Regions from separate parts of the Homo sapiens genome. Here region 2 is linked to region 1. A link is a contact called in ENCODE Hi-C or POLR2A ChIA-PET data. All regions are on one chromosome and are shown on one strand. Each heading gives the region's core, a stretch centred on a gene start or an enhancer-like site at or near the end of the contact. The rest is flanking DNA. Distances are from core to core; before and after follow the strand shown.

What was found. Hi-C counts contacts between places; a loop is a spot of excess contacts on that map. ChIA-PET counts read pairs that join two places held with the same protein, here RNA polymerase II (POLR2A).
Region 2: a loop to region 1 is called in a map of left ventricle myocardium superior, with 12 times the contacts of the local background. The contact joins two enhancer-like sites. A Hi-C loop is called at or near these places in 1 of 168 maps with a recorded cell type or tissue (left ventricle myocardium superior). POLR2A ChIA-PET finds 5 or more read pairs at or near these places in 1 of 52 experiments (activated CD4-positive, alpha-beta T cell).

Annotation. Positions count from the first base shown.
Region 1 is chr5:108,639,872-108,645,410 of GRCh38, forward strand. No RefSeq gene overlaps it. Among named protein-coding and RNA genes, the nearest start is that of LINC01023, 86 kb to the right of the region's middle. RefSeq lists an enhancer at 2,457-2,751. Within about 2 kb of position 2,405, at least 3 of the 41 ENCODE cell types and tissues checked have a DNase peak (open chromatin) inside an H3K27ac peak, as active enhancers do.
Region 2 is chr5:110,084,526-110,090,064 of GRCh38, forward strand. No RefSeq gene overlaps it. Among named protein-coding and RNA genes, the nearest start is that of LINC01848, 200 kb to the left of the region's middle. Within about 2 kb of position 2,591, at least 3 of the 41 ENCODE cell types and tissues checked have a DNase peak (open chromatin) inside an H3K27ac peak, as active enhancers do.

The sequences.
Region 1 (5,539 bases), core at 1,155-3,654:
CCCTAGCAATGTCTAAAAATAAAGAACAAAACAAGAAACCTCTTGCTAACTCTAATGATACATTTGTGAATATGTCATTCGTCTGGACTGATGAGTACAGGAAGCCTGTGGTTTGGTGTACTGGAGATGATTGCTTAGCTTAAATTATACAAAGATTTCATTAATATAATTTCCTTGTCTCCTGTATGGATTTCTTTTAGCAGTCCCCATTACTGAAAAGAGAATACAAATCAACAAATAAGTTCTTTTCTCTTCAACAATCTCAATATTAGGTCAGTGAAATTTTTTTAATTTGAAAGTACTTTTTTCACTTCTACTAGTGTAAATAATCCAAGAGTTATTATTATTATTATTATTATTATTATTATTGGTCTTTTTTACCTTCCTTCCTTTGAAAAACCTTCTATTTGTGATTGAAAGATTGGGGAAAAGTAACTATTTTATGGTCCTGGCTGTGTCTAAACCCTAATCTAAAAATTTGCTGGCATTCTCTCATTGAAGTTGTCACAGCTTACATATTTAGTTTTCTATAATATCTCATACACCAAAATCCAAAAACCACAAAAACAAATCTTTCCTTGGTTTTACATCATTTAGATGCTTCAAGGTAATAGGCATCCGTTGTTTGCAAAGCCCATTCTGGGTCTGGATGTGTGCTAGATGAGGTACAAAGATATCACAGGTGAGCTGAGGACAAAACCAGAGCCAGAGCCTCCCATGATGATCAACTTTGCTGTATGTCATGTTCCACAGAGTCATTGCAAGGCTAACTTTGGTCAGAGAGTGCTAAAGTGGAGGTGCCAGAAAGAAGGAGAATGTGGACCCCATGCCGGACACATGTTTGCATATATTATTTCATTTAGTCTTCACACTCACCTTGACTGGTTTATAAATGGAGAATCTTTCATGTCAAGAGGTTAAGTAACTTGCTCAAGGTCAAACAGCTAAGAAGTGACAGCAACAGGATTAAAATCTTGGCTGGGCGCAGTGGCTCATGCCTGTAATCCCAGCACTTTGGGAGGCCAAGGTGGGCGGATCACCTGAGGTCAAGGGTTCCAGACCAGACTGACCAACATGGAGAAACCCCGTCTCTACTAAAAACACAAAAATTAGCCGGGTGTGATGGCACATGCCTGTAATCCCAGCTACTCAGGAGGCTGAGGCAAGAGAATTGCTTGAATCTGGGAGGCAGAGGTTGCAGTGAGCCAAGATTGCACTCCAGCCTGGGCAACAAGAGTGAAACTCCATCTCCAAAACAAACAAACAAACAAACAAACAAACAAACAAAACAGGATTAAAAAAAAAAAACAGGATTGAAATCTTGCTATAATTTCAGGGCCAAGAGAAAGGCCTATTGTGAGTATAAGTTTATTACCCTACTGACTGATTGATGTATGAAATTTTGCTGTTAAAGCTAATTTTGTATAGTGGTTTTCCAAATGCATTCTTCCAAAAATTACCATTCTAAAGTTTTAGTGGTTTTTCAGTGGTTCTAGAAAATTTTATTGGAATTTCATTTATAAAACAGAGTTCTAATTTGAATGAAATGCATGTGTTATTTACCAACACCTGCAACACCACGAAAATATTCATTTAAATTCTATTGGTTAATTTCATAAGTAAATGTCACAAATTGGGACTTACAAAAAAAGAACCCTGTTTTTTAAAATAACACTTTTTGTGTTGTTCTATAATTGGAATTCTGTTACTGCCTTATTTCTCTGATTCTCTTTTCATCAATATTTACTGAAAGAAGTAATATTCTTTGATTACATTTCCTACACCCCCTTGCTCTCTGAAGCCCACTTCAATCAGAACTCAATCCTGTCCACTCCAACAAAGCTGTGATAGTCTGTGTCATGACTGCCTTGACGAAAGCCAGCCAGGACACCCAAATTCTGGGGTTATTTTTTGCTCTTACCTCACTGGCTCCTCAGAAACATTCAACACAGATAACAGCACCATTCTTCAAATCCTTTCCCCCATGGCTTCCAGGGCACTGTAGTTTCCTGGTTTCCTAACCTCCCTCTCCTGGTCCCCACCACTGGATCTTCTTCCTCACTTTGTCCCCTAATCTACCTGCTGATAACTGGCCCTTACCCTTAGTTTCAGAACCATATATTCAGCCCTTATTTGATATCTCCACAGGGAAGTTTAACAGAGTTCATATTTAATGTGTCCAAAACAATATTCTTGATCTTCCCCTCTCAACCTATTCCTCGCATATTGTGCCCCATCTTGGTAAATGACCTTACTGTCTACCCAGTTGCTCCGACTGAAAATATGAGAGTAACCCTTGACTCCTTTTCCTTTACTTTCCACAGCTAACTGACTGACAGGTCCTATCAGCTTTATCTCCAAAATGTATCCTGAGTCACTCTCTCCAGCCCTGCTGCTACCGTTCCAGTCCAAATAACCAACATTTCTTCTGAGTTTCTGCTCCAGCCTCCTGCTTCCACTCTTTCCCCTTCTCCAGTTCTCCATTCTCCCTGCCATAGCTCAGGGTTTCTCAAGCACGTCACGACGGACAGTTTAGGCTGCCTATTTCTTTGTTGTAGGGGGTAGTCCAGACATGGTAGGCTGTTTAGCAGCATCTTTGGCCTTTGCCCACTAGATGTCAGTAGCACTCCCCAGTGTGACAACTGAAGCTGTCTCCAGGCATGGACAAATGTCCCCAGGAGGCAAAAATCACCCCCTGTTGAGAATCCCTGCCATAGCATGAACAATTTTTACTTTTAAAAAATGAGTCATAATTAATGATAATGGTAAGTAGTAAAATTTAAAATAAAATAAAATAACAATAATAGTAATGTCACTTCTCTCATTTAAACCCTCCAGTGACTCCCCAAGTCTCTTACCACAGCCAGGAAGGCTCTGCATGATCTGGTTCCTGCCAACCTCTCTGACTTTAAGGCCCCCATGGCCTGATTTCTATTCCTTATATAAACAAACTCATTCTCACCTCAAGGCAATCACACTTGCTATTCTTTATATCTAGGGCACCTTTCCCTTAACTTCCTGCATGGCCACTTTCTTTACACAGTGGATCCAACTCCTCAGAAACTTCTCTCACCACCCTACCTCGTGTGTCCCCACATCACATTATCATGTCTGTTTTCTTCCCAGCATCTATAGTTAGTTACGTGAGATGACTTCATGTACATGTTTCCTTATCTGTCTCCTCAGCTACAATATAAACTCCTAGTCTTTTGTGCACACCACTATGTCTCCAGTGTCCTGAACAGTGCCAGGCACACAGTAGGTGCCCAAGAAATACTCACTGAGTTTTAAAATTCTTCAAGAGGCCAGGTGTGGTGGCTGTAATCTCAGTGCTTTGGGAGGCTGAGGCAGGAGGATGGCTCGAGGCCAGGAATTCAAGATCAAGGCAACGTAGTGAGACTCCATCTCTAAAAAAATTATTAAAAATTAGCCAGGTATGGTGTCTTGTGCCTGTAGTCCCAGCTATTTGGTAGGCTGAACCAAGAGGATTGCTTGAGCCCGGGAGTTTGAGGCTGCAGTGAGCTAAGATTGTGCCACTGGACTCCAGTCTGAGCAACAGAACAAGACCCTGTTTCTAAAAAAAATAAAATAATGATGATTCGTCATGTCTTGGATTAACATACTGATGTGGTTATATGCAAAGCTTCTCAGTCTAAATGTTTGCAAGTATTTTTAGTAGAACAGGAGACTGGTCACACACAGCTCAAATAAATTCTCATGTTGACATTATGCATTTGATGGGATGCATGTGGAGAATGTCCCTTTCGTAAGGAAAAGTTATTGGCTTGATTGGATTATAATTGGAGCCCAAATACTAATAAACGAAGTTTGGCAAAGTTAAGACCATGAAACTCATCTTTGTAAGTGACCTAAGCTTGTTGAAACCCATTCCCAGAGGTGAAAGCCTAATGAATCTATCTCTTGTGCCATGGGGCCTTCTGTTGATATAAGCTTTGTCAGGGGAATGAGGTATTGACGTTTTAATGTCTGTGGATTATGGTAATGCGCTTAACTATATTGATCTGTTCAGTATTCTGTACTTGCTTTGTTGCTATCCCAAAACTCCAAAAGAAGGAGGTGTCCAGATGGTCATAACACAGACTATGAAAAGGAATCAAAGAAGTAGAATATCAGTGTAATTCATAAAATATAAGACATCAAATTTTGACACCTCAGTTGAGCCACAGGCCTAATGGGAAAGTACTTAATGGGCTAAATTAATCCTACCACTGACAAAAATTGATGTGCGTGATAAGAATGAAAATCTCCCAACTGACCTGCAGTCTGTGGGAGAGACAGAGAAGTAACTTTATGGGTGAGCCCTTGGGTTCTGCCATTCAGGCAAGGACTTGGAAGTAATGTAGTAATGTAAGTACAGGTAGGGGAGGCACAGAATTCTGGGGTCCCAAGTGGGCCTGGAAAACTCCAAGGCAAGAATCAGTGGAGGGAAAAGCCCTGGGCTCTGAAGTTAGGCAGGCCTGGCTTAGCCCCCCAAGTTCTGCACTTACTAATCACTGCTTATCAGAATGCCTGCCTGCAGGTTCTTTTATATCCCTATGCTTTCATTTTTTTCACCTATAAGGAGAGGGAAAATAATGTTTCTTTTCTCATAAGATGTGAGAGGGATAAAATGTGATAATGTAGGGAAAGTATCAGGACCAGATGAGGCATGTGAATTATCTTCATCCCTGTTTTCTATTTCATTCCAGACAATGTGGCATCTGCTGTAATTAAGATACCATGTGCATTACCTACCTGACCTTGAAATCAGCAAAGACCTTCAGAGAGGGAACCCAGAATCACTCTCCTGTTCTCAGCAGCTTTTGTCAGCTGCCTCAGAGGAAAGATTAGCTTGTGTGAGATGCTGTCATTGAGTTACCCTCTGTTCTGTAAAGGTGATCTAAGGCTTGGCAGGAGCAGTTGGGAGGTAGAAGGGAGAGCTTGGGGAGCATCTGTGCCCACTACCCCAAGTTGCCAGCCTGCAGCAGAAGAGCACAGAGCAGCAGACCCCTGCCCTGCCAGGATGATCCTTGTCACAGATGCCACAGACACTTTACAGCCATTGTAATAGAAGCTGAGTCTGCCAGCCCTGGCTTCTTAAGAGAGGGGATAAACAATAGCTAGCAGATTAAATAATGCAGGACATTTTATATTCAAGTTTGTGAGTTTAGCAGAAACTGAGAGGATAATAAATAAAGAGGACCACGATAGCCTTTAATAAAGCAAACAGACCAAGGAGTCATTCATTTGCCATATGAAGGATTTGTTTTCCAGGAAAATCATGCAAAAAGGCTTAGCCTATTCTGCAGATGAAAAACTGGCCTGACCCTATCTTGCCCAGCTGAATGAACTCTGTGAACAGGATTTTCAAAGTACTCTTTTTCAATTAACGTTTTAATATTCTGAGCCTTTGCATGGAAATTATAACTTTAGCTGTTGAAGATGACTTAAGCGAGTGCCTGATTTACACAAATGCACCCAAGCAATGCCAGTGGCCTTTGCAAATTAGATTTTTAAAATAATTCACAGAGCAGCTTTT
Region 2 (5,539 bases), core at 1,341-3,840, 1.4 Mb after region 1:
GATGTGAGGTATTTTATGATATTCCACATTTAACACATATGACATCATTTTAGTACTATAATAAACTTTAGAGATATTTTAGACCATTTTAAGGGCTGAAGAAACCGAGAGCCAGAAATATTAAGAGACTTAGCCAAAATTTTAAAATAGCACCAGGAATATGTTTAGAAACTAATATTTTTCTTAGGATATATTCTATTCTTTGACTTCTGTGGTATCAGAAGGCTGGTGAATTCATTTATCCTCATTATCACAGCTTTTCCATAAATAATTCAGGTCAATACATCCTCCCTTTATGGATCCTCTCTTTATGGATATAGTAAAATTTACATGGTCAGTTACTGGAGATGACTTTTCAGAATTTTGGGCAAATTTGATAAATGTTATGTTGTAATTTTTCATTTATTCGTTTTCTAAGTATACACTGAATTTCTTAAGGGCTGGACTTTGCTTTTTATTTCTATATGCTTAATGCTTAGTATGGCATCTGGCACCTGGTATACATCCAGCAAAATAGATTCATTTAAAAATACATGTTTATCACTAGCTGTGTGAAAAGTCAGATAGGTCTTTTCTGAATGATTTGCTTTCTCTACTTTGGATGGTCTAGTAGCTTTTAAATTTGTTTCTCTGGACATGCTGAATGTGAAGCCAGGAGTCTGTGCTTTCATAAAATGTCTTTTTGTCTTGAAAGTTTATATTACACAGCTGCAGTCAACATTGTTTTGTAACAAGAAGCGTATCTTCTTATTTAAGTTCCTCGTTGCTCCCCAGGAGCATTCTGTGACTTAACCATCAGCTCTGTAATTATAGAGTAAGGAAGCACATCTTTAAAATTCAGAACTTGCTCTTCAGCGATCTGTTGGGGCATCTTCAGGTATTTGTATGGTGAGATTTATTGACAGAATCCCCTTCTACCTTCATAGACAGACTGAAGGCCTGGCCAAGGTTATATAGCCCATGTACTATGTCAGGGACACTAGTGACCAAAGGCTGACAAACCTGAAAGAGTCCCCTGAAGACATGTGCTTTTAGCCAAAATCTAATCCAAGCTAATTTTCACCATGTCCCTGCCTGCTGTTGGTGATATCTAAGCCTAGGAAACTTCAAAACTGTCATTGTTGGAGTAATGATGTGATATCTAATACAGTTCAGATCATTTAGTTATTGAACTCTTAATCAGACCTTCCTGTTTTTGAAAGAAAGAGAACAAAATTAACCCTTTGGACCCTGTGAACTGGGCTACCAGATGAAATTTAATTTAGTGACATCATTTATTCCACACAAGAATGTGTGTGCGAACATAACGAAGGAAAGAGCATATTATTATATTAAAACCATAATAATCTAAGAGGCTGGAAGAGCACACAGGTTTTGTTGTTTTTACCCAACCCTCTCTGTGCTGCCTCTTACTTACAATAAATAAGCTTGCTATGTCTCCTCAAAGCAGCTGCCTAGTACTGTTAAGTTTCTACAGAGTTCTAAATAAAGGAATTTCTCATTCTTCTCAGTTTTCACTTTCACCTGTTAAATTTCATCTTCAATGAAAGGGAAAATGGTGCTTGCTAAAGAAATGGTCTAATCCTTTGACTTCTTCATTTTTTTAGCCTGGGGCCATTTTGAAGTTAGGCAAGTGAGAGTGGTGATGGAGACTAGAGGACACAGAGGCAGGAAGAGCTAAACATTTCCAGTCCTATTGGATTTTAATCATCAGGTGGGTAGATATTAACCCCTGGAGAAAACTAAATGACTGAGTATTTCCAAATGTATATTTTATATATATATATATATATATAAGTATATATATATATAAATATATATACTTATATATATATATACTTATATATATAAGTATTTCTATTTCCAAATATATATATACATATATATATATGTATATATATGAAGAATCAGTGAAGAGAGAGAGGTAATTCATGGTGTTAATGTTTGATTACAAAAATTTTCAACACATGGTTTATATCTGCTCAAATTTTGTACACCCTTCCCATATCATTTGTGGAGGTATGAAAGGACTATGGCTACTCTCGCACCAGATTGATACGTACAATTTAGATAATCATGACAAATTACCTTCTTATTTGCATCTGTTGCTGTTGCTTGTGATTTCTGATAGCCAAAGGAATTGGGTAAGTTAAAATATATGATACTCTTTTGTATTAGAAATGAGGGGAAAGGTAAAGAATAAAAGAAGCTTGCATGGTGGCCAGTCTCTGGAGAAACTTTACTTTCTCTTCTACTTTCCAGAGACGTCAGTGTCTTGTATGTTTGCCTCACGTTCACAGCTGTGCACAGTAGAAATTTGTGAACAAGAGCATGTCTACATCTTCTCTGGAGATTTGGGGTTTCCTTGGAATACCAATGGTGTCAGGGGAATAGGTAATACTGACACAGATTTCTGGGCTGGTTTCTATTAACAGACACAAACAATTAGGTAGGTGTCACAATCTACGTGGTTAAAATATTGTCTCAGATAATGTTGCTGCCCAAAAGAGAGGATGGTAAGTTAGTGAATGCCTTTCTCTGCACACATTCTACAGGCTGTCAGACAGCCAAAGTGGGCAGGGAGGCACATTCAGTCCTCTGTGGTTTGCAGAAAACAGCTGTGATGTCATTGCCTAGTAAATGAGAATGTTACTTGTGAATGAGTCAAGGATTGACACATCACTCAGCGCAACCACGTAAAAGCTGTGCTCTCTAAAGACTCATAGATTCCAGGCACAATTTCTTTCTTTGCTGTAAATCAGTCACTATGTGAAACTATGTTAATTCCTCCTGGCCCCTGGAGTAAGCCGGCAGTGCTAACAGAGTATCAGTAGAGCTTCACAGATTACCTATTTTATATTGTGTGAGTGTTTTTTAAGGGAGGATTTGGTTATTTCTCTATGTAATAGACAATCAGGGCTTCTCAGTTGTCTTCCACTTATTCTTTATACTTTAGTTTTCAATTATTCTTTTATTGATTCAACATTTACAGAAAATCTACTCTTGTCAGACCACTGTGCTAGTCATAGGATATAGAAGATGAATATTATACAAATAGAACTCACTATTTGCCCTTTCCGAATTCACAACCACACACACCTGCTTCTTCTGTATCAAGGATGCTTAAATTATATTATGTGGATGGCCAAATCCTGAAGTATCAGGTAAGATTGTGCATATGTGTGTGTCTGTATATATAGAGAAGACCCATATCTTTCATTACATTTGCAATGAAATGAATAAATCTTTTATAATTATTATAATTATAATTTTTATATAATTTTTATATTAGGAATAAATCTTTTATAATTATTGCTCCTGGTACTTTGAATAGATACGGGAATGTGTTTAATTATGGTAAAACTGGCAGATTTTAGACGTAGATTATACCTGGGAACCAAAAGTTGACAAACTTTAGAGCCGAGGGAATAAAACAAACAGTTGTGCAAGAGTTTCTAACTTCTGCAGAGCAGACAGAATCTTGTTAGCACATTTCATCGGGCATCTGGGGCTTTGTACAAGTGATTGCTCAACACATTGCACACTTAAATGCTGCAAAACAAAAGAATTTGATTCGCCGTCAGCTGCTGGTTAACTTTAAAAAAACATAAAACAAATCTGGCTATTTTTGTTCATTGTACAACCTTACTTCGACTTTTTATAAACTAGGATATTCTCTGTAGTATGAGAAAGTATTTTGCTACATTTTACCATTTTAGGGATATTTATAGATGTAATTTCTTTGTGCTACTTAAAATATCATGTGTTTTAAATTTTGCAGTATAAACAATCAATGTAATTTAGAAAGACAGTTACCACATTTCTGAGTTGGGTACTGCTATTACAAAGAATAATTGTTTTTGACTTGGTAGTACAAAGAGCTCACAACTCATAAAATATCCTAAATTTTACTTAGCACTTTTATTGACATTATTAAGTGTCATGACTAACATATTAGATTTGCACTATCCCCATTTTAAAGATATAAAAACTGATACTAAGAAAAACTCTGTCTTAATTGCAATCTACCTTGTTTGAAATTTTTAGATGTGTGTGAATATAAGGTAAACAAAGCAGATATGCAGAAAGTCCTCTTGTTTGTGAAGTCTAAATTTAACATTTGCTCAGTATTTTATCTGCTGTTTTAAAGACAGATAGCTTTAGTGCATGCAAAAATCATGAGTTTTCAAAAGCTGTATGAACACAATTTTTGACTAATGAGCAGTCATTGTTCATTGTTAAGGACATTCACCTTTTCATGGCTTTGTTCTGTTAGATGAAAGTGTTTCTAGATTTGGCATTTATCTAACATAGCATCATAGGGTGAATGGAAATGCTGACAGTACTTTATAGGAAATGAACTGCTACCAACTATGGCTTGCCAGGCCCTCTAGTAGGTAATTTACATACATGAACACAAACTTGTAAAAACAGGTTTTTGTGGTAGAAAATATTCCAGATGAGGAAACACATTCAGAAGGTTGTACAACTTATCTAAAGTTACTCAGTCCATGAGATATCCACCTGGGCTTCCAATTTAAGTCTTTTTGATTTGAAAACTCATCACATTACCCATGGCATGCTTCTGTGGGCAAGTTTGAACAAGATGCTGAAAAAGTGCAGTTAACTGCTGTGACTCTCAAATTAGTTATCTGCCTGTTGGGTCACATGTTCTCTTGAAGGCCAGTGATAGAAAGGCAGTGCCAGCTGAAACTGATAGGATCTGACAAAGGTGAGGCCCGTTGCTGGCATTTGTTTGCCCATTTGTTCCCAAACAGTCAATTTAATGGCTGCACAAGCATTATCCAAGTGCAAAGAACTATTTAGGGTCACTCAAAATGAATAGCACTATTAGTTCTCACTGGAGATAAATAGAATAAAGTTGGCAAGTATCTCTGCTGCTATTCTTTTCCTAAGTCATCAACCCAAAGTCATCAAAGTCTCATTGAATTTTCCCACTACCTTCTAAGAAGGTTGCTGTTTGCAGAAGGTAGTGACACAGTAGCATCTCTTGAATGACTTTGAATAATTTTCTGAGATTTGGTAGAGTCAATAATTCCACCTTTGAGTATCTCAGTATGCCCTTTAGATAATTTCATTTTTGTGCATGTAGGCATGTTTATGTGTGTGTGATTGTATGTGTGTCTAGGTAGTATTAACAAACAAACGCCATATAACAAGAGTTAACATTCACTGAATACTAAATGCCTCTAGATACATTATATTCATGACCTCTAATCTTGATATCAAATTGGGAAGACATTAGTATCCCAATTTTACAAATGAAGAAACTGTGTCTCATGAAAATTAGATAATATGCCCTAGACCTAGTATGGTATTTTAGTCTGCTTTTGCTACCTCAGGAACTAAATATGTTGTCTGATGTAGACATATGCATGTAAGCACACCTATGGGTAATGTGATGACAAAGAAATCTTAATTTACATTCCAGCCTTTCATTAGAATTGATCTCGGAATAAATGATAGTACTATATAAGTAATTTCTGCAATTAATTTTTATTTAACTAGTTTGTCCAAA